Regions from separate parts of the Homo sapiens genome. Here region 1 is linked to region 2. The links are chromatin loops, found by intact Hi-C in ENCODE. Cell type or tissue: PC-9. All regions are shown on one strand. Links, peaks and the distances in the headings refer to the core of each region. The heading gives the core; the rest is flanking DNA. Region 1 overlaps NAALADL2 (N-acetylated alpha-linked acidic dipeptidase like 2). Region 2 holds the start of NAALADL2 (N-acetylated alpha-linked acidic dipeptidase like 2).

The links. Hi-C counts contacts between places; a loop is a spot of excess contacts. Peaks named below come from ENCODE experiments on the same cell type or tissue, not always from the same donor. Only the 100,000 strongest peaks of a DNase experiment are listed, where the experiment ranks them.
Region 1: a loop joins it to region 2, with 3.0 times the contacts of the local background. A loop is called at or near these places in 2 of 110 quality-filtered maps.

What each region holds. Positions count from the first base shown.
Region 1 is chr3:175,739,966-175,756,556 of GRCh38, reverse strand. NAALADL2 (N-acetylated alpha-linked acidic dipeptidase like 2) reads right to left here. Exons shown (of 14, transcript NM_207015.3): 13 at 1,139-1,337. Among named protein-coding and RNA genes, the nearest start is that of NAALADL2-AS1, 28 kb to the left of the region's middle. In PC-9, for the core only: no CTCF peak of the experiment used is centred there; DNase peaks (open chromatin) are centred at 8,286 and 12,616; H3K27ac peaks cover 473 bases.
Region 2 is chr3:174,849,883-174,866,473 of GRCh38, reverse strand. NAALADL2 (N-acetylated alpha-linked acidic dipeptidase like 2) reads right to left here and starts at 7,140. Exons shown (of 14, transcript NM_207015.3): 1 at 7,024-7,140. The coding sequence starts at 7,066. In PC-9, for the core only: a CTCF peak has its summit at 4,213; DNase peaks (open chromatin) are centred at 4,143, 6,483, 7,193 and 7,883; H3K4me3 peaks cover 2,578 bases; H3K27ac peaks cover 2,930 bases.

The sequences.
Region 1 (16,591 bases), core at 4,637-12,636, 890 kb before region 2:
CTTAGGATAATGGCCTCCAGCTCTATCCATGCTGCTGTGACAGACATGATTTCATTCCTTCTGATGACTGCTTAGTATTCTATAGAGTACATATACCACATTTTTTAATCCAATCACACGTTGATAGACACTCAGGTTGATTCTATGACTTCACCATTGTGACTAGTCCTGTGATAAACATATGAATGCAAGTATCTTTTTGATATAAAAAAATTGTTTTCCTTTGGGTAGATACCAAGAGATTAGCCTTTTGGGTTGAAAGGTAATTCTATTTTTAGTTGTTTGAGGAATCTCATACTGTTTTCCAAGTATATATAAAGGCTATGCTAATTTACATTCCTACCAACAGTGTATAAGCATTACTTTTTCTCTGCTTTCTCTCCATCTGTTATTTTTTCACTTTTTAATAATAATCATTCTGACTGGTGTAAGATGGTTTCTCATTGTGGTTTTAATGACGTGGTTTTATGATGATTGATGGGTACCATAATCTTTTAAACTTCATGTTTTCTTCATTTATCTTCTACTATATAAGGAACTTCAAAAACAAAACCATACTGTACTCATAGTATCCTCTGAGTCTGTATCTAATCCACCTTCCATATAATTGTTAAAATGTTTTCAGAAAGCACTCCATGTGACTCTCCAACCAAACAAGCCTAATTCCTCAGTTGTTTCAACATCGATCTAAATCCCACTTTCCCCTAAATATTAAACTTGTTGAACTCCAACATAAAATGTAGTTTCCAGGATTAAACTTATTAATCTAGATGGGATCTTTGCAGGAAAAAATAGCATGGGTCTATCCCCTGATCTGGTCAAGAAAGTGTATTTCTTTCAGTGCAACCTATAATTCCATTTGCTTTTTCATTGGCCATATCATATTTGACTCATATTGAAATTAATGTAAGAAACTTCTTACTCATTTTTTCTGTGCTGCTGCTAAGCCAAGTTTCCATTATTTTATATTTCTGCAGTTTAATTTTTCTTTGGGGGAGGGGGAAGTTCCTCAAATGAGTAACTGCTTTATAATTTCTTTTACACTACTGTTATGTTCATAGAAGGTATGTATTCTGAAAGTTAAACATAAACATTTAATGTAGGGCAAAAAGTATAATTTTTGAGACATGCATCCTACCTATAAAAACCTGGTGGTGCCTGCTTTACCAGAAAGCTTTTCTCCATGTCTTGGAGAATGTCATTCAGCATCCGGATGCGGATGGGTGCTCTCTCCTTGGGATCATTAGCAGGTCGCATCTCATCAGACTGAAAAAGTTCAGCACTCTCCCGCAGGCGTAACGCCATGGCTAACAGTTGATGAGTGTTGGGTTGATCACCTGGTGAAGATAAATGAGCCCATCTCAGAAGAGACATTCTCAAGGGAGCAAAATAAGCATTTTCCAATCAGGAATCTAAGTTATAAGCCAGACAGACCACTGAAGAAGGAAGAGGAAATTGTCATTGACAGTTCTCTCTCTCTTTTTTTTTGTCACTTGACAAAAGCAAGGGTATATGTGTTTGAATCTTACCTGTCCAAGGAAAAAGATTCAGCATCAAGTAAACTTTGAACTTTGAGAATATATTTATTTTGCCCAAAGCATTCTGTCTCAACTTGTTTTTATATTTTACTAAATTAAGTTTATCACTGCTCATAATAATAACAACAGTAAATAGGTACTGTACCGATTGCTGAAGGATTGCTATATTCCAGGCACTATGTCTTTAATATTGACCAAAACTTGCTTGTCACATACATTTCATAGAAGCTGAGAACTAAGTAAGGTCAGAAAATTGTCATAGGTTATCAAGCAAGTAAATAACAGGACAGAATTAGAAGTTTGATCTTTCTGACTCAAAAATTTATGTTCACCAGAGAGTAAACTGTATTTCAGGGAAGAAAATAAAAACCGAGTTGTGATCTTTTCTCTTGAGAACCTGAGATATGTTACTATATGTTGTCATGTGACTACTGGGTTCTTTTTTTCTTTACTAGAAATGTCCTGTAATGTGAAGTTGATATATATCTTTGACCTAAAAATACACTAAAAACTATTTTATGTAGTGTTTGCATTGTTTTGTTTTAGTTTGGAGGTTTGTGTTTGTCTTTGTTTCTTTTCCAATTGTTAGTGTAACTTACTAAAAGTCATTCTGAGAGGAATGGTGGTAGCAAAGGCTCCACAGGACATACCTTTGACTAAGAGAAAGGCAACACTAGTATAGTTGTCCGCTGAACTCTAGAGCCAGTCCACTTGAGTTTAAATCCCTGCGCTACCACTTAGTATCTATGTGATATTGGTAAAGTTATTGAGCCTCAGTGCCCTCATCTGTAAAATGAATGTAATAATAGTACCTGCTTCATAGATTTATTATGAGGATTAAATGATTAATACTTGTTCAGTATGTCCCCACAGGTAAGCAGTTCTCAGCTGATGTGATTCAAGACCTTCTTTAAAAATCACTCTCTTATCATGTCATGAGAGGGGCATTCCCTCACATCTTCTTCCAGATATCTCACCATTAGAATCAGGCTTTAAGTGAGACAACAATTACTGGTATCATTCTCAGCAGACTAGGTACAACTGGCTTCAACAAGGCTGGCATATCACTACAGAGGATCACTTCAAGTCAAGGTAATGAAGGAAAGTAGAGCTGGATAACCTAAATTGGCAGTTTTGAGAGGATGATATTGAGACAGACAGATGGTGTGAAGAATGGAGGCCTCCTGAGGCCTTCACTATGAGAAGTCCTGGGCAAAAGGGAAACATCACAAAAGGACTCTGTCTAAGTAAAGTCCAAGGGTTACCAGTTCCCGTAATACTTGGTCCTTATGAAAATGCAGATTCCCAGAACTACTGATTCTTTCTAGGGGCACAGCCAAGAATCTTCATTTCAATATGCTACTCAGATTATTCTATACATATTTAAGAAAAATTACAGAGAGGTGATATGCTAAGAAAAGGAAAACTAGGTTAGATGTATAGCTGATACGTTAAATATGTTTGTCATAGAATTGCCAACCTCTAAAATGATAATTTTTTATTCTCACCTTCATTTGATGGAGACTGTTTTACATGTCAATGTCTTTAGTGCCCAGCACCGTGTTGAAATTCAATAATTGTTTACTAAATAAGCAAAGTAGGTTCAATAAAGTATGTTTAGAAAAAAAAATCTGATAACAAATAAAATTATGTAAAGAGATAAGTAGTTTTATAAGGGCTACAAAGAGATTCATAGGTAGGATTACATGAAATGTTCTTAGAGAACATAGTCATTTTTGCTAATTTTCAATATCCCACAATCTAGTTAAAAATCGTGGTAGAAGGAGAAATAATGCTTGAGGCTAATATGTAGCTCCCTGCTCACTGAAATTAACAGTAAGAATAAAATCAATTATAGGAGTTCACAAGGTTTTGGCATTTGATGTTTTCAAAGTGCATTTCAGATTCATTAATTATCTTGTTTGATTTCACAACAAAATGAGGTTGCAAGAATGGGTATTTTAAGTCATTTAGAAAATCTAGCTCCTGAATAATTTACTCAATGCCATTTTATGAAAATAGTTTGTCCTAAATTTTGATGGTTCAGCAAAGTTAATGTATAGATAACTTCAAGGGAATATCTCTGCACAAGGAAACAATAAGATGGATACAGCACATTTAGATTATGCTGGAAAGACTGAACAACAGAAAAAACAAGTTCGACATCCTTGAGAGTCTTCCATTTAAGAAAGAAAAATCTGTTCTGATCTAAAGTACATTACAGAATTGAACACATTACTACCGAATCAAGTGAGACAAATTGTATCATTCTACCTTATTTAGCTTTAAATGAATTTATCTTTCATGGTAGTACAGATGCAGAGAACTGACAGCTTCAGGAACTGGCTAGCTCCAGAAAGGACCCTGATAGTGGAAACTAGCCACTCACAACACACTGTATGCATTACTTCAAGTGTATGAGGTTACAAATTGAAAAGTAGCTCTATTTTCAATGTTTACTCAATCATTTTGATATATAAATGATGCTCCAAAGATTTCTAGTAGCCATTTCTCTGCCAATTAGAGCTTGCTTGTTCTTTTAAATAAGACCAGAAAGAAACCTTACCTTTCCTACTTCAGCTTTTGTGACCCCAAATGATTCATCTTTTATGCTTCTTAGGATCCCTACTAGAATATCAGTTCTGTGAAGGGAGAGGTTTGTGTCTTTTATTCACTGCCATTTCCCTAGCACCTAAAAGTGCCAGTTGTACCATTTAATCAATGAATAATTAACTTATATACTTTTATCATAGCAGCTGCAATATTTTGATCCTTATCTGCCCTGTCTCTCTACTCTTTCTGATTGGAAAGAACCCTATGTAATCAGAAAATACATTTTATTTCTCTTTGTATTCCCAGATCGTAGCATAATATCTGTTTTATGGTAGTCATTTATTAATAAATTTGTTGAGTGAATGTTGAATTATGAGATGTCTTTTTTGAAATGTATTATTATATTAAACAATGTCTACAAAATCATTCAGGGAGATGTTTGGTGCATAATGAGCATCAACAAATGCTATTTCCTTCACTTTCTTACTAAAAATCCATTATAGTTGCAAAATAAAGGAAAAATATTTAAAAGAAAAGAGGCTATTGTAGGGTAATGATAAGTTAAATTAAACTAAATTGAAATAAAATATGCCCTACAAAAACCCCATAAAAACTTAAGATTATATAAAACTTTACTTAAGGCACGGTGAATTTCAGAGAAAAGAGGACAAACTGAGGCTGTTCATAGTACGGGTTTAAAAAATAATAAGTACGTTTAAACAAAGAAAATTAACTGGAAATTAGATATTTCTCTCAGAGCGAGTTAATACAACTATTTTTTAAATTATACACATGGAGTTTACACACCAAAGACTGGATATCAAAAGATAGATTACAGTATGGTTTACTTAATTACTATCAGTGTGGTCATGAATAAGTTACTTAATACTACAGGCCTTCAGCTTCCTTGGAGAAAATAATCATGTAAGTTTCTAAGTGCATAAATCACTATTTACGCAAGTTTGTATTATTAGAGCACACAAACAACACAAGTTACTACAAACCCATTTTTTAAAGGCATGGAAAAAATATTGTAACAGCTTTACTGACTTTTTTTTTCTCAGAGATGTTACTCTCTATCACTTCTTCAACCTGTGCCCCTCCAACCCAATGTATCATATTCCATATTCCTTCTCATATATACTTTAATAAGGATTTCTAATTTTATTTTGCTGTGCTTGCAAATTGGGTGCCATTTTTCCCCATGGGCTGCTATCTCAAACTTCTGAAGAACAAGGAAAGAAATAATATAAAGGATAAAGGAATTAAACGGTGAACTTTAAAAAGGATTCTTTTAGATCACTGCTCCTGGTGAAACGCTAACCATTAATAAATTTTTATAGTATGGTAGAACATGCTGATTTATTATAAATATTAAAAATCAAGCTTAATATAATACAATATAGTTGACTGTCTACTGAAACTATCTTGATATTATTTGAGACAAATGAAATTAACTTACAAATTTCAAACAAAAACAGTTTGCATTTATTCTTTTTCCCTTCATCTCAAAGTAAAATACATGTGTTCAGTAGGTATTTATTGAGTCCTTTTTTATATGTTATTCTAAAAGTACTGAGAAAGAAGCAAAGACATAGAAGATTAAATTTTTAATCTTAATAAATTCCTGATCTAGTTAGAAATGTACATATACATCTAAACACACAATAATTGTCACATGAAATAAATGCTCATGAGGATGACTGAAGAGTTCATTGTGTATAAGAATGATCTGACAAGTGTCCAGGGAAGAAGTAAACCTTGAGAGATAGATCATGAAACTGCCTAAAAATCCAGGACATCTTAAATGAGCTCTTGAAAGTTCTGGGATGTTATCTACATTAAAGCAATTGAGGGAGAGTGTTCCATTTTTAAACATTATTAATGTCTTTCCAGCCTCATCCCTTAGTCCTCACTATCGTAGAGGATAAATCTCCCTCCAATCCAAATCCTCCCATTTTTCTGGCTTGTTATGGAAAGAATGGAGCTGGATATTGTAAGAAGTATTAATATTAATTAAAGAGGAAGAAAGAAGGAAGGAGGGAGGGGTGGAGGCAGGGAGAGAAGAAGAGAGAGAGAAATGTTAGTCAATAGATATCAAAATAGATATTGAGACCTAGACAAGCCAATTTAGGAAAGACTCTAAGATGTTCTGGGGAAAACAAAAGCCTTTTGCTCAGGGAATCTTCTGCCTTCTAGCCAACGATCATCCTGTAGCATCCTGCCCTCAAGACAGTTCATGAGGCAATGTGGTGTAGCAGAGAGGTTGAGGGGATTTGGAATCTGATAGACCTAGATTCAAGCCCCAGTTCTCCCACTAATTATACATCTGGTTAAGACACAAACTCCTCTGAGGCTCAGTGTCTTAATCTCTAAATTGGACTTAATCCACAGCTCAGCTCGTTGAGCTAGAAGTAAGTTAAAATATTATAACAAATGTAAGGAACTTAACACAATATATGGAGCTTTGTGGAGTAGCCTCTAAAGTGACAAACTTCTTCCCAGAAATCTTATTCCTTCTGAACACCCTTGATACAGGATCCTAAAACACCTTCCAACAGCAGGTCACAAGCTCAAAGTCATTTTATAATGGCTTATCCATTTAAAGCTTCTAAGACTTCTGCGTAAGGCCGTTAACTACAGTAACGACTGTATCCACTGAATTTATACATGCTGTAACCTGCCGGGACCTGGGATCAGCACAAACTACATTTTACCTGAGGTATTAAATAACTTGATGTATGCTATGGATAAGTTTGTCCTCTCCAAAACTCATGTTGAAAATTAATTGTCAGTGTAATGGCATTGGAAGGTGGAGCCTTTCAGAGGCCATTAGGCCTTGGGGGCTCTGCTTTTATGGGTGGGTTTCATGCCTTTAGAAAGTGGCTTTCAGGAGTGGGTTCTCTCTCTTTGTTTTCCCCTCTTCTGCCATGTTGGAAACAGTGTTCCCCTCCTCCAAAGGATATAGCCTTCTTACAAGCAGAAACTGGGCCCTTACCAGGCACTAAACCTGCCAGCTCCTTGATCTTAGACTTCCAAACCTCCAGAACAGTGAGAAATAAATTTCTGTTCTTTATAAATTACCCAGTTTTGGGTATTCTGTTATAGCAGCACAAAATGAACTAAGACAATTAGTTTCAACTTAGCATAAACTCTTGGGTATTAACTTTGTTCCCCAATCTCCTGGAAAAATTTAAAACCTTCCCTTCTCTCCCCATCATCCTCCCCCTCCTCCCCCTACCCCCTCTCCCTCCCCTTCCCCTCCCCTCCCTTCCCCTCCTCTCCCTTCTCCTCCCCTCCCTTCCCCTCCCCTCCCTTCCCCTCCGCTCCCTTCTCCTCCCCTCCCTTCCCCTTTCTTTCCTGATGGGTCTGGCTCTGTTGCCCAGTCTGGAGTACAGTAGTACAATCAAAGCTCACTGCAGGGATGACCTCCTGAGCTCAAGAGATCCTTCTACCTCAGCCTTCCAAGTATCTACAGCCAAAGGCTTGCACAACCATGTCCAGCTAATTTTTAAAGTTTTCTTTCAGAGATGGAATCTTGCTCTTTTGTCCAGGTTCATCTTGAACTCCTAGCCTCAAGTGATCCTCCTGCCTCAGCATCCTATAGTGGTGGGGTTACAGATATGAGCCACCATGCCCAGTCTATAATTTTCCTATTCTAAGGAGTGATTTTACTGCTTATCATTATGATCTCTTTGGACTTTCCTACTCCAACAAGTTTTAAATTTTAGTTTACTTCAATTTTTCTGTGTTTTTTGTGGCTGTATTTTTAAAGGCGTATTCAATTTTATTTTAAATTAAAAGTGAAATGTACTGGTCATCCTCTAAAACAACATTTTTATATCAAACAAATGTAAGCTTTTTCTTTAATAGTATTTCCCAGAACCTATTATCCTATGGATGAGCTTACCACAGTTTTAAAGGTGCTAACAATTGCACAATCATAGCTTAGACTTCACTGATTTATAGTGACAAGAAAAAGTATGATTTATGTTCTGCATAATACAGTGGTTAAAAGAGTAGAAGATTATTTTGGGGGAAAATGTATATTACCTAATGTCATCTTAAAAACACCTTGTGGTATCACTAAAGAAAATAAAAGAAATTGCCAATATGATTTCAGCCAGGGGCAACAGTAGTCCTTTTTATCATACATTTTCTATTCTTCATGCTGCTTTTTTTAGTATGAATCACAATGAATCATCTCAGCTGGTGATTTAAAGATGTTAAACAAACAACTCAGGTAGTGAAAAAATGTGAGAGCGATTGCGCTATTGATACTCAAATAATCTAACATTGATTTGATAATGCATAGATAAAAAGATATTATTTAAGGGTGAAAAATGCCAGAAAACAATGGATAATTATAGCTAAACTGAATGAAATAGAAATCTCATTGCAAAAGATACTGAAGTGATAGGTTTAGATGGATTATACTGGTTACTTTAAAAAAAAAAGCAACAGATTTCTAAATTCTAAAGATTATCCAATAATCCAGGTAGCCACTGCAGATGCAAATCTAATAAGACTTCCAACTCACTGCATGTAGTGGGTTCCCTAAATTGTCTGTCCATTTATTTTAGAAATATAACCATGGGCTCTTTTGTGACCTATAGATGTTGTCACTGGGTTACGTTTGTGACTGCATGATCTGGCTACAGACTGCTTGGGAAATATGAGCAAAAACATTCCTGAATGAATTAAATTCAGGTGGAGTTTATTCTTATCATTCTCCTGAGGCAGAAAGTTGAAATTGTATATTTAATATCACATGTGAGTCTAATTATGTATTGGCTAAACCAGGAAACTGAAAAAGAAAAAAAAAAGGCTTAAATGAAATTGATTAATATGAAGGCAAGGGTACTTTATGTTCTGTTACAAGCCAAGATTAAAAGTATTTTTACACAAAGAAACCAACAAACATTTTTATAAGTGTGCCAGTGAGGAAACACTCATAGAATAATGGGTTATGGTACTATTCTGTCATGGGCACAGGGTTTTATCCAAAAAATACACCTTAGGGAAAAAAATGTTACAATAGAATAGGCCATTACTATGATGGAAGAGTAGGAAAAATAAGTCACTCACAGATTTCAATCAATGTAGTGTCACATATAAAATGTAGGTAACTCAGAAGAAAACTTCAAAGGAATTTGCATGAAGTACTCAGAATGGAGAAGGAAATGATGATCACAATGGGAAGCCGTGTGAATAGCACCAAATTGTGAGACAGAAGATAAACAAAAGGAAAAAAGGAACAATGTGCTTAGGATAATAATTAAGGGACATTAGGTGATAATAAATATGAGTTCAAAGAGAAATGGTGGGAAAGAAAAACTAGTTTTGAAGACATACTCTGACAATGGGGAGACAATCAGCCTTAAAGAGCCAGCTGCCTCAAATAGCTTTTTGAACTAAGTGTGGATTACCAATTCAGTATAACAACTATTTACATAGCATTTACATTGCATTTGATATTAATCTAGAGATGATCTAAAGTGTGTTAGAGGATGTGCCCAGGTTATATGCAAATACTACACCATTTTATATGAGGAACTTGAACATTCATGGATTTTGGCATTTGAGAGAGTTCCTGGAACCAATTTAATATGGTTATGTAGTCAGTCTATATAAAAATGTAATGGGGATTGAGACTAAATGTATTTTTAGGAATTTGCCCCCAATGGATGGCCAACCTCTTATTAAACTTCTCTATTAATTTGAGCAAACAAGGTAAGATACTTCTCATTGAATGCTTTAGAGTTTACGTCCTTGTCAAATGAAAAAGGTAAGTTTTAGAAATGCCAGCTCAGATCAAACTGCTAGAAATCTAACATGATACAGAATTCCCACAGGAACAAAATCTTTTATTGGAACTGTCTGGATTTTAGTCAGGCTGCCTTGGACTTCTGAGGGAGGGCCCAGGATTGAGGACCCAGTGTACTTCATTATCTACTGGCCAGGCCAGAGCTGGAATTGGTGGTAATTAAATCAAAATTGAAGACAGATGGGCTGAGAAATAGACTCAGGCAAACTGTACGGTGCTTAACTTAATTTTGCTAGTTGGGAAACTCACTTTTTAATTTTTAGAAAAAAAAAACATATTACATAGATCTCAATCATTTGCAATTGATTAAAAAAAAAAAAAAACAAACCAAGTGACACCTAAAAATTGAAACTACAAATCTAACAGGACACGGAATGCTTGCTTTAGTGTGATCATCACCTTGAAATACTATCCTTTCTTCCAAAATGAAGTGATTGACGCTAATGAATTATCAGAGCTAATGAAAAAAAAAAGAAAAAAGTCAGACCAAATTCTCATTGTCAGTTATTCAAAGAACAGGAGGAAACGCTGCCAGCAACTATTTTACATTTAGTGAGATAATCAGGAGGTGGCAATAAGACACACAGTTCAAAATTATGTTTCCTGCTGAGTCTGGCTTGCACTAAATAAATGTGTACCTAGCTAGATCAAATGAAAATTACTTTTACTTTATTTGGTCATATGAAGTCTTTACGATAATGCTATTTAAGAAATCTGATGAAGAAAAATAGCATATATTAAGCAAGAAACATCAGAATTACGCAGACATTAATTGTTTTAAAGTGCTGTTTTAGACATTAAGAAGTGGGTAAGGTGAGGAGCATCAAATTTAGTAAGATTATTATGCGCTTACTCTTTAGTCTGCTCTAAGGTTCAAGGGTAGGGTTGTATTTTATTTGTTTTTGATACCTTCCTCTGCCCCTGCAAACTAGTACCATTGCATTCTAAATGCATTTTTTGGACATACAGTTAGCAACTGTAGATTGAAAATATTTGTGGAAAAAAATGGTTTCTGTACTACTACATGCAGACTGTTTTTTCTTGTCATTATTCCCCAAGCAATTCAGTATAACAACAATTTCCATAGCATTTACATTGCATTAGGTATTATAAGTAATCTAGAGATGATCTATAGTGTGCACAAGTTATATGCAAATACTACATAATTTTATATGAAGAACTTGAACATTCATGGATTTTGGTATTTGAGAGAGTTCCTGGAACCAATTCTCCATGGATACTGAGGGACAACTGTATTCATTTTTTGTCACAAGTATTAATACATCTGAAGTATATCAGCTATCTTATCCATCACTATTTACACTATATCTCCATATACCACAAATAAATATTCATTCTCCATTATGTGCTTGGCATTGACCAAATATTAAGAGCCAAGGTTACTCAGTCAAAGTGAGCTTTCAAGAACCATCCAATAAATCAACCCAAACAAATTATTCACTGGTAAATTATCCTTCTTTCTGGTGGTTGTGAGAACGGTTGAGAATGGTCTGCTGCTACTGTAAACTAGCGTAATAAATAAACAAGATGGCTGGTTGTCAAGTGGTAAAAATTACACCGTTGAAAATGCAATTGGGTTTCAGAGACCTTCATATTTATACTGTTTGCAGTAAGGAGAAACAGTATTTTCTGGTTCAGCCTTGAAGGTCAGTTTTTTTTTTTCACTGCAATTGAGAAATTAATAGTAATCACTGTGAATTGTCATAAAAATAAGAAAAATATCAACAATTTAAGCTTGTATTAAGCAGTAAAATTATATGTTTCATTTAACACAGTACAAGAATTCTGTTTAGCTAATGAACTTATCTAGCATTGTAGCTAAAGTTAAAACTGCAATATGTATTTAGGTATTGATAAGTGGTTTCCATTATTCACACATTAGCCCTTTACTGTATTCCATTTTTAGAAGTAAGGCATAACTAAAATAGAACTGATGCCTACAATTTAGCAACTATTTGAATAATCTTTGACCATGATTATTTTAAGTCACAAAAAGTAAAATATAAAAATGTATAGTTTAAAGGTGTCAGGTTTTATTAATTTTATCAAACAGTCACACACAGGACATGGTAAAATAATATTTTTGCTTATGTTGTTTGGTTACACTTTGTTTTGCTTTGCTTGTTTTTTCTAATATGGGTACATCTCAAGTCTGGCCTCACCTTTCCCAGTGAAAGTGACAGGGAGACCCAAGGAATTTCACATCCAAAGAAAACTAAGCACATGCAACAACCAATAACCAGAGAAAGTTCTTCATCTTGGGTAGAAGTCTGATATAACTGTAAGAAGCCAAAGTACTCCTGGCTCATCCATTTGAGAACCTTGGATTTTAGGGGCAGATTCATCTAGATATAGAGGTGTCTGGCTTGGAGTGAAAATCTCCATTGAATCATTGCAGTTCTGTTTTGTTTTGTTCCTCCTGTGATGACACACGCTTAGGTATAACTATTAAAGAAAGGGTTATTAATTTCCCTGGCCTATTCTGAGAATATTTTCTTTCCCTTCTTGCTTTAGTTGAAACCTGGTTCTCCCCTAATGATATCACTTGCATTTTAGCTGTCGTAGGCAGCAGTGCTTTTTCACCCTGTGCTTTTGTACCACCAACCCTAGAAGAATAATGTGAGGTGCTTCTAGATCACCACTCATTCTTTGAAGATTTTTACCTCCTGACTCATCATTACTCACTCTTACAAAAAGCTTAATTCTTTACAATGTCAATATCCACATAGAGATACTCTCTTTTCCTTAGCCTCTTTTCTTCTAGCAACCATGTGCCACACTCTCATGGTCATACACTGGCCTGGACGCTGTCCTTACCAATGTCTGCACTCTTTCTATGATCTCGTTTTCACGAATCCAACTTGCTGACTACCACCTCCTGCCTTGTCAGCTCATGTGTTGTCAATTCTTCGATCTCACTATGACATGAAGTCTATTGGTCCTACCTCCTTTTCACTACCCTTCACTCCTTTCGTAACCTCACTTTATTCCAACCCCAGTTAAGATACTTTGGTCCATCACAATGCATTCATTACATACATCCTTCACGTACATCTGGTCCATCATAATGCATTCATTACATACATCCTTTATGTACATCCAGTTTTCTTTATCCTATGCAGTTCATTGTCCTTCTCTCAGAAAAGGTCTAGCCCTGGTTAAACCCAACTCTGCCTGTTCTATGCCTGTGATGGGGTTCAGGACACCCTATCCCAAAATATGGCACCTTGGCATTTGAGGAAGCAATAGAAGCAAGACCTTGTCTCTGACCTTCTCCTGGCCCTCTCCCCTGAAGCCTGCCATAAAAGAATTCTCTGGGCCGGGCATGGTGGCTCATGCCTGTAATCCCAGCACTTTGGGAGGCCAAGGCGGGCAGATCACCTAAGGTCAGGAGTTCAAGAAGGGCCTGGCCAACATGGTGAAACCCCATCTCTACTAAAAATACAAAAATTAGCTGGGCATGGTGGTGCATGCCTGTAATCCCATCTACTTGGGAGGCTGAGGCAGGAGAATCACTTGAACCCGGGAGGAGGAGGTTGCAGTGAGCGGAGATCGCGCAGCACCACTGCACTCCAGCCTGGGCAACAACAATGAAACTCCGTCTGAAAAAAAAAAAAAGATTTGGAATTGTCTGACCTTCCTCTGAAGTAAGACATAAAACTTTTATTCCAGAGATACCCTCCCTACACCGGGAGAAAAGAAACATCCTTGTCCTCAAAGAGATACAGACACTGAGAATAATCTGAACAGAGATCTTACTGAATTCCCCCCAACTTATTACAATTAGATCATATCTTTTTGTCTTCTAATCATACTTCTGAACTCTTCATCAAACTTAGCATAAAAATACATACATTTCCCTCTTTCTTTGGGTTTTCATTTCTGAAGGCTCCTGTGTCATGCAAAACTTACATTACATAGGGCCGGGCGCGGTGGCTCACGCCTGTAATCCCAGTACTTTGGGAGGCCAAGGCGGGCGGATCATGGGGTCAGGAGATGGAGACCATCCTGGCTAACACGGTGAAACCCCGTCTCTACTAAAAATACAAAAAATTAGCCGGGTGTGGTGGTGGGCGCCTGTAGTCCCAGCTACTCGGGAGGCTGAGGCAGGAGAATGGCGTGAACCCGGGAGGCGGAGCTTGCAGTGAGCCAAGATCGCGCCACTGCACTCCAGCCTGGGTGACAGAGCGAGACTCCGTCTCAGAAAACAAACAAACAAACAAAACAAACAAACAAAAAAACTTACATTATATAAATTCGTATGCCTTTCTCTTGTGTGAAAGGAAAATAAATCTCGGGACCTTCAAATCACTAAGCCAAAGGGGAAAGTCAAGCTGAGAACTGTGTCAGGCAAACCTGCCTCCCATTCTATTTCTATATAGTATAGCTACAAAGATTGAAAACAAGCTACATACCTCCCTGACGAGGAAATTCCTTGTGGACAAGGACAGACAGAACTTAGTCATCCCTCTGCTCACATGAGACAAATGCATATCTGATGGCTTCCCTTGCCATACTTTTTCACTAAACCAGATAAGGCATAAGCGACTATTCCTGTAAATTGTGAATTGAGTGAAAGGCTAAACAGAAACTAAAAAGACTGCAACTTTTTGTCTCTTATCTACTTATGACATGGAAGTCCCCTCCCTCCTTTGAGTGGTCCCGCCTTTCTGTAACAAACCAATGTACATATATTACATATATTAATTGATGTCTGAGTCCATGTCATGGGTGCGTCATTAACGTTGGCAAAATAAACTTTCTAAGTTGACTGAGACCTATCTTAGATATCTTGAGTTCACACTTGTTAATGTGTCTTTTGTTATAGGTGTCTCAACCATCAACCTAGTGATAAGTGAGGAAACAGCTCTTTTCTCCCCTACATTTGCATCTCCCTCTGGAGGCTGGAAAAAATCAAAAATTATGCTGAATTATCTCTTTTATAATATGTATCTCTTCTGGGTTCTTAATTCTGCCCCAAAAAAGTTATATTTTCATGGTTTTTCACTTTCTTACCCTCCTAAAAAAAAAACAGCTATTTTATGTTTTTCTAATCTAAAGAAACTTGCCAAGGAATCTCAACAGCAAATTTACCCATCTACTGTGTGTTCTGCCTCCCTTCACATTTTCATGGATGGACTACTGTGTTCCTGCTTTGGTATGAATGCTATGTCCCCCAAAATTCATGTTTAAATCTAACCCCTAAAGTGATGGTATTAGGAGGTAGGATCTTTTAGAATTGATTAGTTCGTGAGGCCAGAGCCCTAAAAAATTAAATTAGTGCCCTTTTAAAAGAAACACAAGACAGCTCCCTCAACCCTTCTACCATGTGAAGTTAATAGCAAAAAGATGGCCATCTTTGAACCGGGAAGTGAACCCTCACCAAACAGCGAAACTGCTGATGCTTTGATCTTGGATATCTCAGCCTCCAGAATTGTAAGAAATAAATTACTGTTGTTGATAAGCCATCCAGTCTATGGTATTTTGTTTTAACTGCCTGAATGGACTATGACAGTTCCTAACTAATGTGAAGTCCTCAATCCTTGTGCTTCCCCTAATTAAGAAAATCAGTCCAGCAATTCTCCCTTTACTCTCTTGTGTGAGCAAATTTTACCTCTCCACTAGATCACTGTCATCAAAATAAAAACATGCTACACTTCCTTGACTCCATACTTTTTTATCACCTATACCACTGTTACAGGAAGGGGGTCCCGATCCAGACCCCCAAGAGAGGGTTCTTGGATCTTACACAAGAAAAAATTAAGGGCGAGTCCGCAGTGCAAATCAAAAGCAAGTTTATTAAGAAAGTAAAGTGCTGAAAGAACAGCCACTCCATAGAGAGAGCAGAACATTTCCTAAAGTAAGAGGAGGAACATGTCCGCCCTAGGTACAATGCTTGTTTATATTCAGGATAAAAAAGATCATGGGGAGATGCGCTCTGCTATAAGGGTTTGTGATAAAGGATTAATTTTCTTAATTACTATATTTTGCAAGAACCAATACTGTTGTCTTTAAAGCAAAATTAGAAATGCCTTTGTTCTCAAGATATTGTGATATTAGAACACTCCCAAGTCTGGGTCTGTTGAGTAAACGTTATCAATCTGTTCCTTTAACCATAAACATCGAGAGACTAGGAATGCCTAACTTTCTGGGAATATGGCCTAGCAAGTCCCAGCCTCATTTTCCTAGCCCTCATTCAAGGTGGAGTCACTCTGGTTCAAATGACTCTGACACTGCCACACATCCCCAATTTATCACCTCCCATTTTCTTTCGGATGCCTTCTAATCCGGCTTTTGCTTATACTAATCTACTAAAATGATTTTGTTTGTTAAGATCACCAATGATTTCCACATTGCTAAATCCACTAGTCAATTCTCTGTTCTCCTTTTGTTTACCCATTACCAGCATTTGACACAGTTGATTACTTCCTCTTCTTTGAAATATATTATCCACTTGGCCTCTGGTTATAAGATTCGCTTGTTTTTCTATTATTTTTTGGCCACTCCTCCTTGGTCTCCTCCTATAATTGTACCTTTATCCCAGTTTCTAAAGGAAGGAGCGCCTGAGAAGTCTTAGACCTTTTCTGTCCTCTACATGTAATCCCCTAGTAATTTCATCTAGGATGAATCCGAAATTTACATTCTCAGGTCA
Region 2 (16,591 bases), core at 4,078-12,077:
CATAGATCTTGTACAATCTATATTTTTAAATTATTCTTCTATTATTTTCCTTTCTATTTTCAGATTTACTATAGGTTTGAAATTTTTTCTGCAGAAATGTTTTTGTGACAAATATATGGCTGCATAGTGCAATAGCTTTAGGAGCTCAAAGGAAAATCATCTATGTCAATATTCTTATATGAGTTATATAATAGTATTTTCCTTCTCTCTATAACAATTTTAATTTTAATGCTCAGTGTTTTCTAATAAAGATGCTCTCTTCTAGTTAGGCCTGTCTCTTATCCTCTATAGAAATGATTTCAATTTCTATCATCATGTCTATCAAGAAATCCATGCATCTGTTGAATGACTGGTACATTTCTATATAATTTGAAGACCATAAATGTGAAAAACAATTTATTATTTTCTTTTGGCTGCTAGGAGGCTTGAAAGCAAATTTGTCACCTGCTTGACAGTTTTTCAGCATGTTCTGGCATATATTTTGTATACAAATTTTAACTGTTACATTGTCTTAATCTTATCTCTATTATGTTTATTTATTTATAGCCTATAGCAAAGTAGAGAATTTTGAAAAATCCTCTGTTTCCAAAGAGGGGGGAAATAAAGCAAGTAAATACATAGAAACAATTTCCATGCTTTCTCTCAGCTGTTCTTTTGACCAGTGAAGGCTTTTTTCCTTCTGGTCACTTATTCCAGTTTATCAAACTGCCAAGGAAATTTCAAATCATCTCTCTTCTATGAAACCCTCTATAAATTCCTAGATTCCTCTATAATTTCTTATTTACATCCCTGTGTTATAACAATACCAAGAATCAGCAAGAATGGAAGCAATGTCTACCTTTTGAGGCAGTGTATTTCTCCATCTCTGAAAGCTCCCTCGAAGAAATGTGGATGTGATGGAGAAATTTTCAAGATTTATCAATAGTTTAATGGAAGATAGGCTGGTCTACGATTGCATTAAAGGTCATAAATAAAGAGGAAGATAAAGTACAATAATCCTTCATTCCTCTCTTCTCATGACCTGTTTTCAAAGGAGCTTACTTTTGAGAGAACAAAGGAATCAAGAGATTGAATGGATTTCAGCAGTTTAATCAGATCTCAGAATGAATCTTTCACTGAAGTTTCAAGTCACACGGTAAAGTTGATTGTATGGTTTAACAAGCATACGTGCACACCTTTTGCATGTTCATTATAAACTGCATTAAATTTAGCAGTTGACTTTTCAAAGTATTTCTCTTTCGACTTTTTTAGTTGGTAGGATTTTATAACTTTATTATTTTTTTTTGGACACAATATACAACCTGCATTACACTAATCAGGGGTTTAAAGAGGCAGGTAAATTACTTTTCAATATAAATTACAGAAAGCATTTATGAAAGAGCCTCCCGAAGTGTTCGACTATGCAGATGGTTAAACATATCTGTCACCAGAGCAACAAAATAGCATTGTCAAATAAAACTATTGACACATACTTTTCCTGAAGAGTAATTAGAAGCTCAAGGGATCAACTGAAGCTCAATGCCCTTTTGTGTATTGTCATCCTAATAACATCTTCTTTGCAATCTTTGCAGTCACCTGTTATTTCTTCACTTATATATCAAGTCTAATACTTTCCAATAATAAATCAAATACATGTTTGGTTAATAGTCCTCCCCCAAAAAACTGTGATACAAAGAAGTTTGGCTTACTGTCCTACTCAATTAGCTAAATTTGTTTAAACTCCTTCCAAAATCCAGAGAATAGCATACAAAGTAATAATTACATTTATATACTTATAATCTTAAGATTATTACTGCATCTTTTGTTCAAAGAAAAATTCAAAAACAGATTCAAACTTTTAAATAGATGGAAAAGTTTTTATTGCATGATTAATAATAACGTATAAACAATCAAGTCATCCTGTAGTTATGTATCACCTTTTCTTCAAGAAGATTTTACAGTGACTTTAATTGAAATGTAAAATGTTTCCCTTTGAAACAATTTCAGTACCATAAAATATTATTTAAATCAAAGGGGATTAAACAAACTCCAGGAACAAACTCCATATTTCAAAGTGTTTGAGAATTGGCTTTTCCTCCAACAGCAGGTTTTAACTAAGTACCATGTCATTGACCACCTTTATCTCACGTTCTATTCAAGTACACTGCTTGCCATCTTATTTCTAATAAGGTAAAGATTCCACTTCCACTTAGAAAGACAAAGAAAAAATTAGCTCATAAGCTCAGTTAGTTGATTTCATTAACTATTTCTTAGGCTTTACTTCAGATTTTGTTTTCCTAATCTCTTTTGCCTGCTGCAAAGACCCTCTCTTGTACCTGGAAAATGTACCCAGTCCATCTTCACATGCACCTTTGCCTAACTCACTCATTTAGGTCAGACTCACCTTGGATTTCATGCCTTGACATTTTCAGCAACTTTCTTTGCTCCAAATTTGCTTGATTTTGTTTTGAGATTATGAGACTTTCCAGCAAAGATTCTGGAAATTTCAACTCCAAGATGTCCTGTTACCTCAATATCTAAATGTCAACTCTGAAATTCCTCAGGTCTTCAAGTGTTTGAACCTATCATGAAGGGCTAGTGAAAGCCTTCCTCATGGAACACAGGTCCAACAGGAGCTCCTTGCACTTCTGTTAATTGAAAATGCTATTAAAGTTCTGTAGGCTGGGAAGGAAGAGTCACATACTGGTTAGTCCTCTTTGTGGCATCACAAAGATTTCAAGGCACTCACAGTCATGGTTTCTGATGATGAATACAGAGATATTTTTCCCACCACAGAAAGTAAGCATGCACACCAAACCAGTATAACAGGTTGGAGTACAAAGTACTACTACCCTCAGGCTGCAACTTGGAAGCATAGACACTAAGGCTCCTCCTGCCTAGAGTTGTTTTTTTTTTCTTTTACTTATTTTAAATAGAATTAGTGCCATTTCTAAACAATGACTCTATTATGAAGAAACATTCCATACATGTGCCTATGAACTTACAAGCCAACTTCTCCTAGCTGTAATGAAAATTAACTAAATGTCTTACAAGCTAATGTAACTTTTGTTTAGTAAAGAGAAAACCCAAGCCTGGATGGACAGGTTCCATAATAAGCTCACTGAATACTCGACAATGCTTTCAAGACCATAAATATAGAAACTAAAAGACGTCAATATGGAAAACATTACTAAGACTGCTTTCTCCATTAGAAATAGGAAAGTAAATTACTCTAGAAAATAATGCACCAAATTCTTCCGTAAAACTGCAGCAAACGCAGTTTTGAGCAGCAGGTTAGAGACGTGGCCTCTGGCAATGGCTTCTGTGAAACCAAAAACAATTTTCCTAGCTTCATAGGATCTCTGTTACTCTACAAAGTAAAAACATTGGACTTGAGACTATCTTCTAGCTTGAAAATGTTAATTTTCTGAAGATTATTTTTTCCTAACTGTGATGGCAAAATTCTCCTTCAGTGGGTTGAAGAGTTATCTCCTGCTGGTTGCTATCTAGAGCTAGCTCTGCATTCCTCAGGATCCAGCCAACTCCTCTGTACTTGGAACATCTTCCCCCAGAGTTCTACTGTTTTGTAGCCTTCAGAGTAGGGATTTCCTAGAGCTAGAGAACTAAGAAGAACTGAAGTAGAAGGAGAGCTATTATTAGAAACGCTCAAAACATCCAGGCAGCTGGTAGGCAGCACGAGTGCCAAGTGTATTAAACAGCCCAGGGAGGCGTAACTTAAAGATTCCTCCTCTCACAAGATTGTCCCAGCATTAAACTCAGAAATACTTTTTATTCAATTATCTCAAGGGCCAATTAGTATATCATATTATTTACAAAGAGGAAGGTGCCCTTGAATATATTTCGACTAAAGATGAAAAGGAGAGAAAGAACATGTTAAAAGCTCATGGAAACTGGATTCCTGAGGTAGCAGGAGCTCAGCAGGTGAAGCACATAGCTGGATGCTGATAGATTCTTTCCCCATTTTCCAATTCTGACTAGGACCTACTCTGTTAATAAGAATCCTGGGAGAAGTAGGAAATGGACATCCTTCGAGGCAGAGAAGAGGTAAGAAGCCCTTATACGTTCAAGGATGGCCTCTGAAGAAACTTTAGCCTAAGGCATATTCCAGGTAGTTCCCTTCCAGGAAGGGAGCTGTCACCCTCCCATCTCCCAGCCATGTCCCTCCCTCTACTCCTGTTACAGACTGATGGAGTGATAGAGTGCCACTCAGTGGTGCAGGTGAGTTTGCAGGCATTATGCAAGAAAAATGATCCTTCCCTTCACAAATAACAATGCTTAGAAAGCACTTACCCCTATTCCTTATGCCATATTATTTGTACAATTTTATTCATATTTGCAACGTTTAGAAAAAAATTCTAGCATTCTCTCCTTACCTAGATAATTTATTTTATGAATCCTGAGGACATTATGAACCTTCATGTATGATAGCTTTACACAATTCTCCGCTGGGGTTACCTTGTCATTGGGACTAAAAGAGGAGATTCCTTTTTATGTTTGAAAAGCTAATTAAAATCTGTTCACACAGCTCAAGATAACCTTGGAATAACTTCACTTTTATTCAGGAAAAAAAAAAAATGGGTTCTCAATACTACCAGAAACACTAAATGTTAATGGCATATGGGCTCCACTAACCAGGGCACATGCAACTAACCCCCTGAGAGTATAATTGGGTCAGAGATGTACAGAAAAAGCACTGTGATGAATAATCATTGATAATATCTATGGCTAGCCTTTCAAATTGTAACTAGAGATCATTCAGTGAATCTAGAAAATCTAGATACATGGCCTTAGAAAATCATTATTCAAAGCACTTGATGGAGTTCCAATGATAATCTACATAATATATTATCCTCATAGTCAAAACACGTAAGTCATCCACATGTTTAATATACAAAACATATTATTTTAACATAGTTATTTCCACTAAAGAACATCCGTTTGTAAGTGGAGCTGACAATGAGTATTATTTGAAAGAACCTCAGAATTTTTTATAAATGTCATTAAGTCAAAGGTGAAATTGAACACTAGAAAATAACTTTTCATTCACTTTGGTCATTTTGAAACTCAATTTCAGATTTTGGACAGGGTATCACAGACAACAGAAAAATGTTAAGGCATTCCATTGCCTTTATAATGTAAAGAAATCCAGAAACGAAACCAACAACTGAACTACCATCGGTTCTTTTTAACCCTCACTTGATTAATAGGTGCTCTTAAGAATCTTGATGCAAATATAACTGGTAGGGAAGCACTTCAATACTCCAAGAAGATAGATCTGAAATATTTACAGACCTACCAAGGATACATTTAAACATGAATAAGATCAGAAGAGAATAAATATTTTATTGAAAAGTTTTCAGAGTATACAAACAAAAACTCCCTAGTATATAACTGATTTCACAAGTTTTACCCAACTACAAAAGGCTTAAAGATTAGGCACACTGTTCTTGAACTTAAAGCACACCATTCAAATTATTTACTATATCACTTGTGTTGAATTTTGTGCATGGTTTTCTGATTAATAATTCTGAAAATAATTGTAGTTTTATACATATATATGGATAGGGGAAAGGGAAGGCTATCCTTACACAGTGAAACATATGTATTACCAGAAACATAATATACATAAAAAGCACCAGAGAAAAAGAAAGAAACAACAACAAAATGTATACACAATCTGGGATTCAATTAAAAAAATATTACCCATGATCCTAACACAAAGAGGGATAATGAGTGAAATGGAAAGAGGCCTGGTTACTCCTTAGTTTATTTTGATCGCTGAATACAGACAGGTGATGCACCCACACAGCCTAGAATAGGCTATTTAGGTGGTTGCCAAACAGTAATAAACATTTAATGTAAAATCATTATCATATGCACAATTGGAACAAACTAGAGGCTTCCCATATACTTTCCAATGAAAAATATTAGAGACAAATAAGGAATATGTTATAATCTTGTACATAATACCATTTGTCCATAAGACACATAGAAATAAATGATTCTCATTATGCTAAATGAGCCTTTTACCTTACTGTTTTTCTTCAATAGAATTTATTACATGACTTTTGAAATTAATCTTTTAAATTAAAAATGCTTTATAGTAGCATTTTACACAGTATTTCAAGAAAGATTTTTAGGAAATATACAGAGATAAAAAAAGATACGGGGATTCTTAAGCAGGCTATGTAGAGAAAAGATTAAAGAAATGAAAGAAAAATATAATTTAACTATAAAATAGGTGATATATTTTTAGGATCATGCAGATCTATGTGATCTCATGGTATTCTAGAAGTCTATAACAAATATTGATTAGGCCCAATATCTACTTTCTTTTTCTTCTTTAAGAAATAACTTTTGTTACCCAAAAATGTGAAATGTGAGCGACCTTAAATTTGTTTCGGTGAACAAGCCTCTAACCAGAGATGCCTAGTCAAGCCAATGTCAACAAAGCCAGTCCTTTCAAAGGACAAAGGTATCTGATTAAGCAACACCTGTGAAATAAATCACAGCCTCCTAACTGATAGGCTCGCCCATGTTCCCCTGTTTTCTACCTTTTAAAAAGTGGTTATATTAATTACAGGGAAACTGAGCTGGTAAACTCCAGAGATGGCAAAACTTAATTACCAATAAACACTCCACAGGTAGAGACAAAAATCAAGGTTCTGTTAATGTTGGAAAAGGTCCAACATGAAAATGCACTGGAAGTTGGTTATACCATTTCTCCAACATTATACTGGGGATTAAGGATAAAGCTTTCCATACCCTCCACGGGTCCCCCAAATTTGTGATTCTGTGTTGCCTGAGTCTTTGTAAACAACTGAGAAAACATGCTTCCTCTGAATCAACAATCTCCACCTCTTTTCTCGCTCGCAGAAAACACCTTAAAAACAGGGCCAGGGCACCTGAACATGCATGCAGGGATGCGTGTGTGCATACACAGAAACACACAGACTTTGTAATCAACACTGCTTAAGTTTCTGATTGTGAAAAGTGAAAAGTTCATAGGCTGTTGGTACTTACCTTGCAAAGACGTGTTAGGTAAACTTGCTTCATTCTCTCCCATTTTATTATTTCTTTTTAAAGAGGGCCAAGCAGTTTCAAGTTGTGTCACTTACCCTGCAAGCTTTGTGACCTTCTGACTTTCTACTGTAGTATTGTAACAGTATACTACCTGCTTTCTTCTGTGAATAATTACCATTCTGCTTCCTGAGTTACCTGGGCTTGCAGGACCTGTTTTACTATGAAGTGAGATCATATCTTTTGATCCACTGTATGGCTATTAAAGTGTACTTCACAAAACATTGCTTTGTTTCAGTTTTGATATAAACTTTTAATTCTCTACTTTCACTTTAGTCCAGAAACATATTTATATTTTCCCCTAAAAGAGCATTGATATTACCAGTACACCAAGCTTCACAGAGTTTGGTTTCTTTGTTTTTGAGTGTTTCTAATCTACTTTTCCTACAGAAATCAAATTTAAAGTGTATTACACGACATTTATTTTTTAAACCATAGGGAAATAAGGAACAGCTCAGAGTCAGTTTTGTGCAGCAGTGTGAAGACAAGTTTTGGATTATCTCTAATACTTGCTGTGTGACTGTAAGCAAAGAATATAACTTCTTTGAGACTCAGTTTCCTAAACTATAAAATAGAATAATATCTAGTATGTATGAAGTATGTATGATTAGTACGAAGATTGAAAACACTAATGTATGGCTGTGCTAAACACTGTGAATAATGGACAATAAACAAAAAACAATTTCTAATTTTCCTCTTCCTTTTCCTTCTTCTTCCTTCTCTCCCTCTTGTTCTTCTGATGAGTGGAATGAATGCTGAACTGCAGCATTGATGTCCCAGATCATGTACTGACATCAGTTATGCAACTTATTAACTGAGAGACCTGAAAAAAACTGTTCAACCTAATCCTGAGTTGCCTCAAGGTCCTCATTTGTAAAAGGAGAGTCATGATATTTGCATTGCCTTTTGAATAGAAGCATGGTGAATATTAACTTAGATTAACTGTTGTGACTCAACAAAAATAATTCCCAGCAAACAAGAGCAACAAATTGGAGACGTATCTTTAAATATTCATTTGTATGTGAGAAAGCAAAGATATCACAGAATTAAGGCAATTTATTTAAGCTTTGTCCCCCATAAGGCACCTAGAATAAAAAACAATCTCCACTTTCTTCCCTCTAGAAATCCTTAACTTTGGCTGTAGTTAGACTAGTAAATAAATGAATATAAATATATATTCATATTCATATATATTAATATTTTACAAATTATATATTATATATTTAATATTGTAATAATTACATATTATTATATTCAAATATATAATATATAAAAACATTTTTATTAGTCTGCAGCTAATATATATATATAGGCTGTAGTTACACACATATATATGTATATGAAGCTCAAGCTCCTTTCTTTATAATCCATTGCTTTTTAATTTGAAAAAATCTATATATTATGTGTGCTAGCTTACTAATGTAAAAATTGACTATATAAGTTGTGTAAAGTACAGAAATGTCAAACAACAGTTTTTCTCAAAAGTATTAGAAATAAAGGCAAACATGACATTAAAAATTTCTGATTGCAATTGGGAGTTGTCTCTTTCATTTATTACCTCTCTAGGTCTCAGTTTCTTCTATGAGGGAGCTGGACCATTGAAAACCCATTCTCTCTTTATAATGCCAGGAGCCTCTGATTTAAAATCTGGGTTGTGGTTTGCTCCAGAATAGAATAACCCTTTGCCTATAGCAATTGCATACTGTAATATATATATATACACACCATGCTACATACTTTACCAACAGTAACTTGAAATTGAATGTTTGCCAATAAAACACTGTAATCATCACATTCTTACTTCACTTTAAAAGGACCAACACACATATCAATCCTCACTCATTATGACAAACTTGGAAATATATTTACAGACCTGCCCCAGGCACTGAAATTAGTCAATAACAGTTATAAAGCACCCATTATCTATGAGCTGAATTATAGCATGTGGTAAATTACGATGAAAGTGGAATAGAGAAGTCCTATTCTTAAACGATAACAAAAAATCCATACAAATATAAACACCAGAAAGGTCTTAAGTTCGTAAGTTCACAGAAAGTAACATAAATACTGATTGAGTAGAAAAGAATCAGTTGCAATACTAATAAAGTGCCATGTGCACACATATTTTCTTTCTCCTTCTGGGTCTTTGTGCATGCCTGGAAAATTTCTTCCAGGACGTTTTTTAACATACCTGGTGAGTTTTGCACATGCCTAAAAAACTTCTTCACCTCCCTTTTGCTGAATTCATATGCAGAAATTCTTGTTGAATTCAGTCTGAGTTCAGGTCCCTTCCTTGTGCTCCCAGACACCCCTTAACAATTCTAAACTTTTCATTTCACCATGGCTCTTGTCACATTATATTATAGGTACAGTAGGCCCCCTTAACCTCAGGAGAATACATTCCAAGACCCTTAGTGAATGCTTGAACCACATATAGTACCAAACCCAAATGACATCAATCGGAACACATTTGTGTTCATATCTTCCACCCACAAATTTAATGCCTTTTCCATCTTAACTAAGCAATTATCACACACCGTGGCTGTAACTTTTGCAGTCTGAGGTGTGACAGCTTAAACTAGCACAGATTTCTCTTTCCTTCTTCACAATTTTACAAATAGAAGGTATGTTCTTACAGTAGATCTTGGAAACCTCAATAAAATTTTCTTTCCTAATTAACTCAAAACTTTCATCTTTTCAATTAAAGAAATCACTTTACAGCTTTTCTCTGGCATATCTGAATTGCCAGCCTCATAACTTTTGCATTTTGGGACCATTATTAAGTAACATAAGAGTTGAAAACATGCACCAAATTACCATGAAAGTCCTTCTGATAACTGAGATGGATCCTAAGTGGCTAACAGGCACCTACAGTGTGAATAAACTGGACATACGGATGATTCACATCCTGGGCAGGACAGAATGAGATCTCATCAAGTCACTCAGAATGATGCACAATTTTACACTTATTGATTGTTTCTAAAATTTTCCATTCAATATTTTTGGACCACGATGATCATTGATAACAAATTGTGGAAAGGAAAAGTGTGGATTCAGGAAGACTACTGTACTTCTTAATTATTTCTCAGACTGGGCACAGGAGCTCACGACTGTAATCCCAGCACTTTGGGAGGCTGAGGCAGAAGGATCGCTTAAGCCCAAGAGTTCAAGACCACCCTGGTCAACATAGCATAATCCTGTGTGAACAAACAATACAAAAATTATCTGGGCATGATGGTGTGTGCCTGTAGTACACCTACTCAAGAGACTGAGATGAGAGGATTGCTTGAGTCCAGAAGTTTGAGGCTGCAGTAAGCTATGATCATACCACTGGACTCCAGCCTGAGTGACAGACTGAGAACCTGTCTCTCTCTCTTACTTCTCTCTCTCATATATATATATATATATATATACACACACACACACACATACACATATATTCATATCTATGTGTATATATATTCATATCTATGTGTATATATATTCATATCTATGTGTATATATATTCATATGTATGTATATATACATATATACACATATATACATATCTTTCATATATATGAGACATATACATGTGTGTGTGTGTGTGTGTGTGTGTGTGTGTGTGTGTGTGTGTGTATTTCTCTCCTGACACTCTGTTATGCCAAAGACACTTTAAAAGTAGTCATCAAGTTCCTGGCACCTAGCCCAGTTCCTAGCACACATTGAGCCTGCAATGAATTTTGTGAAAATGAATAAAATTACCATCATCAGAAAGGGTGAATAAAAGAGTCTCAAAGAAAACAAAGACATAGATTAGCAAAGAAGATGATAGAAAATTTTCAGTTGGGAAAAGTAACAAATTAAAGCTTAAAAGCGAAAAGTGATGAGGGAAAGTAGGGAGTTTTAACTGCAAGAGCAAAACATTAAGAGTTAGAAGGATATAAGAAATGATGGTAATTATGAGAATTTCCAAAATAAAAGTCAAAACCAGGATAAGAAATGAAAGAGAATAAGAAGTTAATACACCATAGTCATGCACTGAATAATGATGTTTCAATCAATGGTGGACTGAATAAACACAGGTGGTCTCAAAAGATTATAACGAAGCCAAAATTTTCCTATCGCCTAGGGATGTCATGGCTGTCATAATGTCATAGCTGTCATAACATCATAGCTGTCAAAATGTCTTGCATAAGACATTACTCACATGTTTTGTGTTGATGCTGATATAAAAATAGCTACTATGCTGCCACTCATGTAAAAGTATAGCATAGGCCGGGCACAGTGACTCACGCCTGTAATCCTAGCACTTTGGGAGGCCAAGGCGGGCGGATCACCTGAGGTCAGGAGTTCGAGACCAGCATGGCCAACATGGTGAAACACCATCTCTACTAAAACCTACAAAAATTAGCCAGGTGTGGTGGTGGGAGTCTGTAGTCCCAGCTACTTGGGAGGCTGAGGCAGGAGAATCACTTGAACCTGGGAGGCAGAGGTTGCAGTGAGCTGAGATCATGCCACTATACTTCAGCCTGGGCAACAAGGGGAAACTCCATCTCAAAAAAAAAAAAAAAAAAAAGAAAAAAAAGCAAAGCACATACAATTATGTAAAGTACGTAATATTTGATAATAAAAACAATGATACTGTGTTACGTATTCAATATATTATACTTTTGTTATTTTATTCTTTTAAAGTTTTTTGTCATTTTTATTCTTTAAAAATAATTTTATTCTTAATTATTATGGATACATAATGGTTGTACCTATGTATGTGGTAAAAGTGATATTTTGATACAACAAAATAATGTGTAATGGATATTAGCATAATTGGGATATCATTCACATCCAGTATTCATAATTTTTGTGTTAAAATCATTACAATTTCACTCTTAATGATTTTGAAATGTACAATAAATTACTGTTAACCATTGTCACCCTATTGTGCTACCAAACACTAGATCTTATTCCTTCTATCAAACTGTAGTTTTGTACCCATTAACCATCCCGTTTATCCCTTTCTCTCTACTAGGTTTCCCATCCACTAGTAATCTTCATTCTATTCTCTATCTCCACAAGTTCAAATTACGTTTTGTATGTCTCACATATGAGTGAGAACATGCAATATTTATCTTTCTGTGCCTGGCTTATTTCATTTAACATAATTGCCTCCAGTTCCATCCATGTACTGCAAAAGATATTATTTCATTCTTTTTATGGTTGAATAATACTCTTATTATGTATAAGTACTATATTTTATTTATTCATTCATCTGTTGATGGACACTTAGATTGATTCCATATCTTGACTATTGTGAATAGTGCTGCAATAAACACAGAAGTTCAAATACATCTTTGATATATTGATTTCCTTTCTTTTGAATATACACCCAGCAGTGAGATAGCTGGACCATGTGGTAGTTTTATTTTTGCTTTTTTGAGGAACTTCCATACTGTTTTCCATACTGACTATAATAATTTACATTCCCAATAATAGTTTATGAGGGTTACCCATTCTCCACATCCATACCAGCATCCATTATTGTCAGTCTCTTTAATAAAAGCTATTTTAACTGGGTTGAGAGGATATATCATTGTAGTTTTGATTTGCATATCTCTGATGATTAGTGATGATGAACATTTTTTCATATACCTATTGGCCATTTTTATATCTTCTTTTGCAAGATGTCTATTCAGATCTTTGGCCCATTTTAAAATCAGATTTTTTTTTATTGCTATTCAGTTGTTAGAGCTCTTTACATATTTTGATTATTAATCATCAGATGAATAGTTTCCAAATATTTTTTCTCATTCTGTGGGCTGTATCTTCAGTTTGTAGATTGTTTCCTTCACTCTGCAGAAGGTTTTTAATTTGGTGTGATCCCATTTGTCTACTTTTGCTTTGGTTGCCTCCGCTTTTGAGGTTTTAGTCATGAAAACTTTGCCCAGGCCCATTTCCTAGAGCATTTTCCAAAGTTTTCTTTTTGCAATTTCATGGTTTAAGGTCTTAGGTGTAAATCTATTTTTTTTTTTTTTTTTTTTGAGATTGAGTCTCGCTCTGTTGCCAGGCTGGAGTGCAGTGGCATGATCTCGGCTCACTGCAGCCTCTTCCTCCCAAGTTCAAGCAATTCTCCTGCCTCAGCCTCCTGAGTAGCTGGGACTACAGGTGCGAGCCACCACACCCGGCTAATTTTTTTTTTTTTTTTTTTTTTTTTTTGGTAGAGACGGGGTTTCACCATGTTGGCCAGGATGGTCTCGATTTCCTGACCTCGTGATCTGCCCACTTTGGCCTCCCACAGTGCTGGGATTACAGGCTTGAGCCACTGCACCCTGCCAGATGTAAGTCTTTAATCAATTTGGATTTGATTTTTGAACATGATGAGAGATATGAGTCTAGTTTAATTTTTATGCATGTAGATATCCAGTTTCCCCAGCATCATTCATTGAAGAGACTGTATTTTCCCCAATTCATGTTCTTGGCAACTTTGTCAAAAATCAGTTTGTGGTATATGTATGGATTTATCCCTGGGTTTTGTTTATTCTGCTCCATCATCTATGCATCCATTTTTATGACAGTACCATGCTGTTGCTGTAGCCTTATAGTATAATTTGAAGTAAGGTAATGTTATGACTCCAGCTTTGTTCTTTCTGATCAGGATAGCTTTGGCTATTCTGAGTCTTCTGTAGTTCTACATAAATTTTAGGATTGTTTTTTCCATTTCTCTGAAGAATTTCATTGGTATTTTCATACAGATTGCACTGAATCTGTAGATTGCTTTGGGTAGTATAGACATTTTAACCACATTTATTCTTCCATTCTATAAACATGGAGTATCTTTCCATGTTTTTGTGTCCTCTTCAATTTCTTTCATCAATGTTTTATAGTTTTTTATAGAGATATTTCACTTATTTGGTTAAGTTTATTCCAAAGTATTTAATTTTATCTATAGCTATGGTAAATGGGATTACTTTTTTGGTTTCTTTTTAGATAGTTTATTGTTGACATAGAAATGCCACTGAATTTGTATGTTAACTTCGTGTCCTGAAACTTTACTAAATTTGTTTATCAGTTCTAATTGTTTTTTTGGTGGAGTACTTAGGTTTTTCTAAATATAAGGCTATAACATCTGCAAGGAAGGATATTTTTAATTCCTTTCCAATTCGGATGCCTTTATTTCTTTCTCTTGTCTAATTGTTCTGGCAAGGACTTCCACTACTAAGTGAAATAAAAGTAGTGAAAGTGGGCATCATTCTCTTATTCTGGATCTTAGAAAAAAAGGCTTTCAGTTTTTCCCACTCAGCATAATACTAGCTGTGGTTCTGTTTTGTAAGGTAGTTATCAGGTTGGTTCCTTCTATACCCAGTTTTTTGAGAGTTTTTCTCATGAAGGTATGTTGAATTTTACCAAGTACTTTTTGGGTATCTATTGAAAGGATCATATAGATTTTCTCCTTCATTCTGTTAAAGTAATGTATCACAATGATTGATTTGCATATGTTGAACCATCGTTGCATCCCTGGGATGAATCCCACTTGTTCTTGATAAGTGATCTTTTTAATGTGTTGTTGAATTCAGTTTGCTAATATTTCATTGAAGATTTTGGAATCTATGATCATCAGAAATAGTAGCATGTACTTATCTGTTTTTTCTTTGCCTGGTTTTGCTATCAGGATAATACTAGCCTTGTAGAAAGAGTTTGAAATTATTCCCTCCTCCTAAATTTTCTGAAATAGTTTGAGTAGGATTCTCCAGTGAAGCAATTAGGTCCTTGGCTTTTCTTTGATAGGAGGCTTTTTATTACAGCTTTGATCCCATTATTTATTATTGGTCTGTTCCAGATATAAAGTTATTCATAGTTCAACACTGGTAGGTTGGACATGTCTAGGAATTTATCCATTTCTTCCAGGTTTTCCAATTTATTGGCATATAGTTACTCATAGTATAGTTGCTCAAAACAATCTTTTGAATTTCTTAGCTATCGGTTGTAATGTCTCCTTTTTCAACTCTGATTTTATTTATTTGGGTCTTCTCTCTGATTTTTTTTTTTTTTTTTTTTAGTCTGGCTGAAATTTTTTCACTTTTGTTTATCTTTCCCCCAAAAACCTTCTTTACTTGCTTTTGTGTTGTCTTTGTTTGTTTCAATCCCATTTACTTCTGCTCTGATATTTATTATTTATTTTCTTCTACTAAGATTGAGTTTGGTTGCCCTTGCATTTCTACTTCTTTAAGATGAATCATTAGGTTGTTTTTTGGAAGTTGTACTTTTGATGAAGGCATTTATTGTTCTAAGCTTCCCTCTCACTACTGTTTTTGCAGTGTCATATTGGTTTTGGTATGTTGCGTGTCCATTTTCATTTGTTTCTAGAATTGAAAAAACTTCCTTCTTAACTTCTCCAATGACCCAGTGGTCATTCAGGAGAATAATGTTTAACTTTCAAGTGTTTGTAGAGTTTCCAAAGTTTCTCTGGTTACAACTCTCTAGTTTTATTCCACTGTAGTCAGAAAAGATACTTGATATAATTTCAGTGTTTTTTTTTAAATTAAGACATCTTTAGTGGACTTATATATGGTCTATCATTGAGAATGTTCCATGTGCTTAGGAGAAGAATGTGCATTCTGCATTTGTTGGATAAAATATTCTGTAAATGTCTATTAGATTCACTTGATCTATAAATTAGGTTCCATGTTGATTTGTTGATTTCTTATCTGGGTGATATGTCCAGTGCTGAAAATGGTGTGTTGAAGTCCACAGCTATTATTGTATTGGGGTCTCTATCTTTAGTTCCAATAATGTTTGCTTTACATATCTGGGTACTCTAGCATTCAGAGCATGAATATTTACAATTGTTGAATCCTCCAGCTTAATTTACCTATTTATCATTATATGATATTTTCTTTGTCTCTTTTTACAGTTTTTGTCTTGAAATCTATTTTATCTAACATAAATACAGTCCTGCTCTTTTTTGGTTTCTATTAGCGTTGAATATATTTTCTATCCCTTCATTTTCAGTTTAGTGTGTCTTTATATGTGAGGTGAGTTTCTTGTTGGTAGCATTTAACTGGATCTTGTTTTTGTTTTTAATCTGAAAGGATACTTAATCTAAAAGCAGCAAAAGAGGCAAATAACATATAAAGGAGCTCTTATATGTCTGGCAGCAGACATCCCAGTGGAAATCTTACAGGATAGGCTAGAGTAGGATGAAATATTCAAAGTGCTGAAGGAAAAAAAAAATACTTCCAACCTAGAATATTATATCCACCACAATTATCCTTCGAACATGAGGGAGAAATACTTTCCCAGACAAACAAAAGCTGAGGTATTTTATAAACACCAGGCCTATGTTACAAAAAATGCTAAGGAAGTTCTTCACTCTGAAAGAAATGTATGTTAACAAGCAACAATAAATTACCTGAAGTTATAAAAACTCACTGGTAAAGGTAAGTGACAGAGAAATATAAAATCCTATAACACTTTAATTGTTGTGTGTAAAATACTTATATCTTTAGTAGGAAGATTAAAAGACAAACCAATCAAA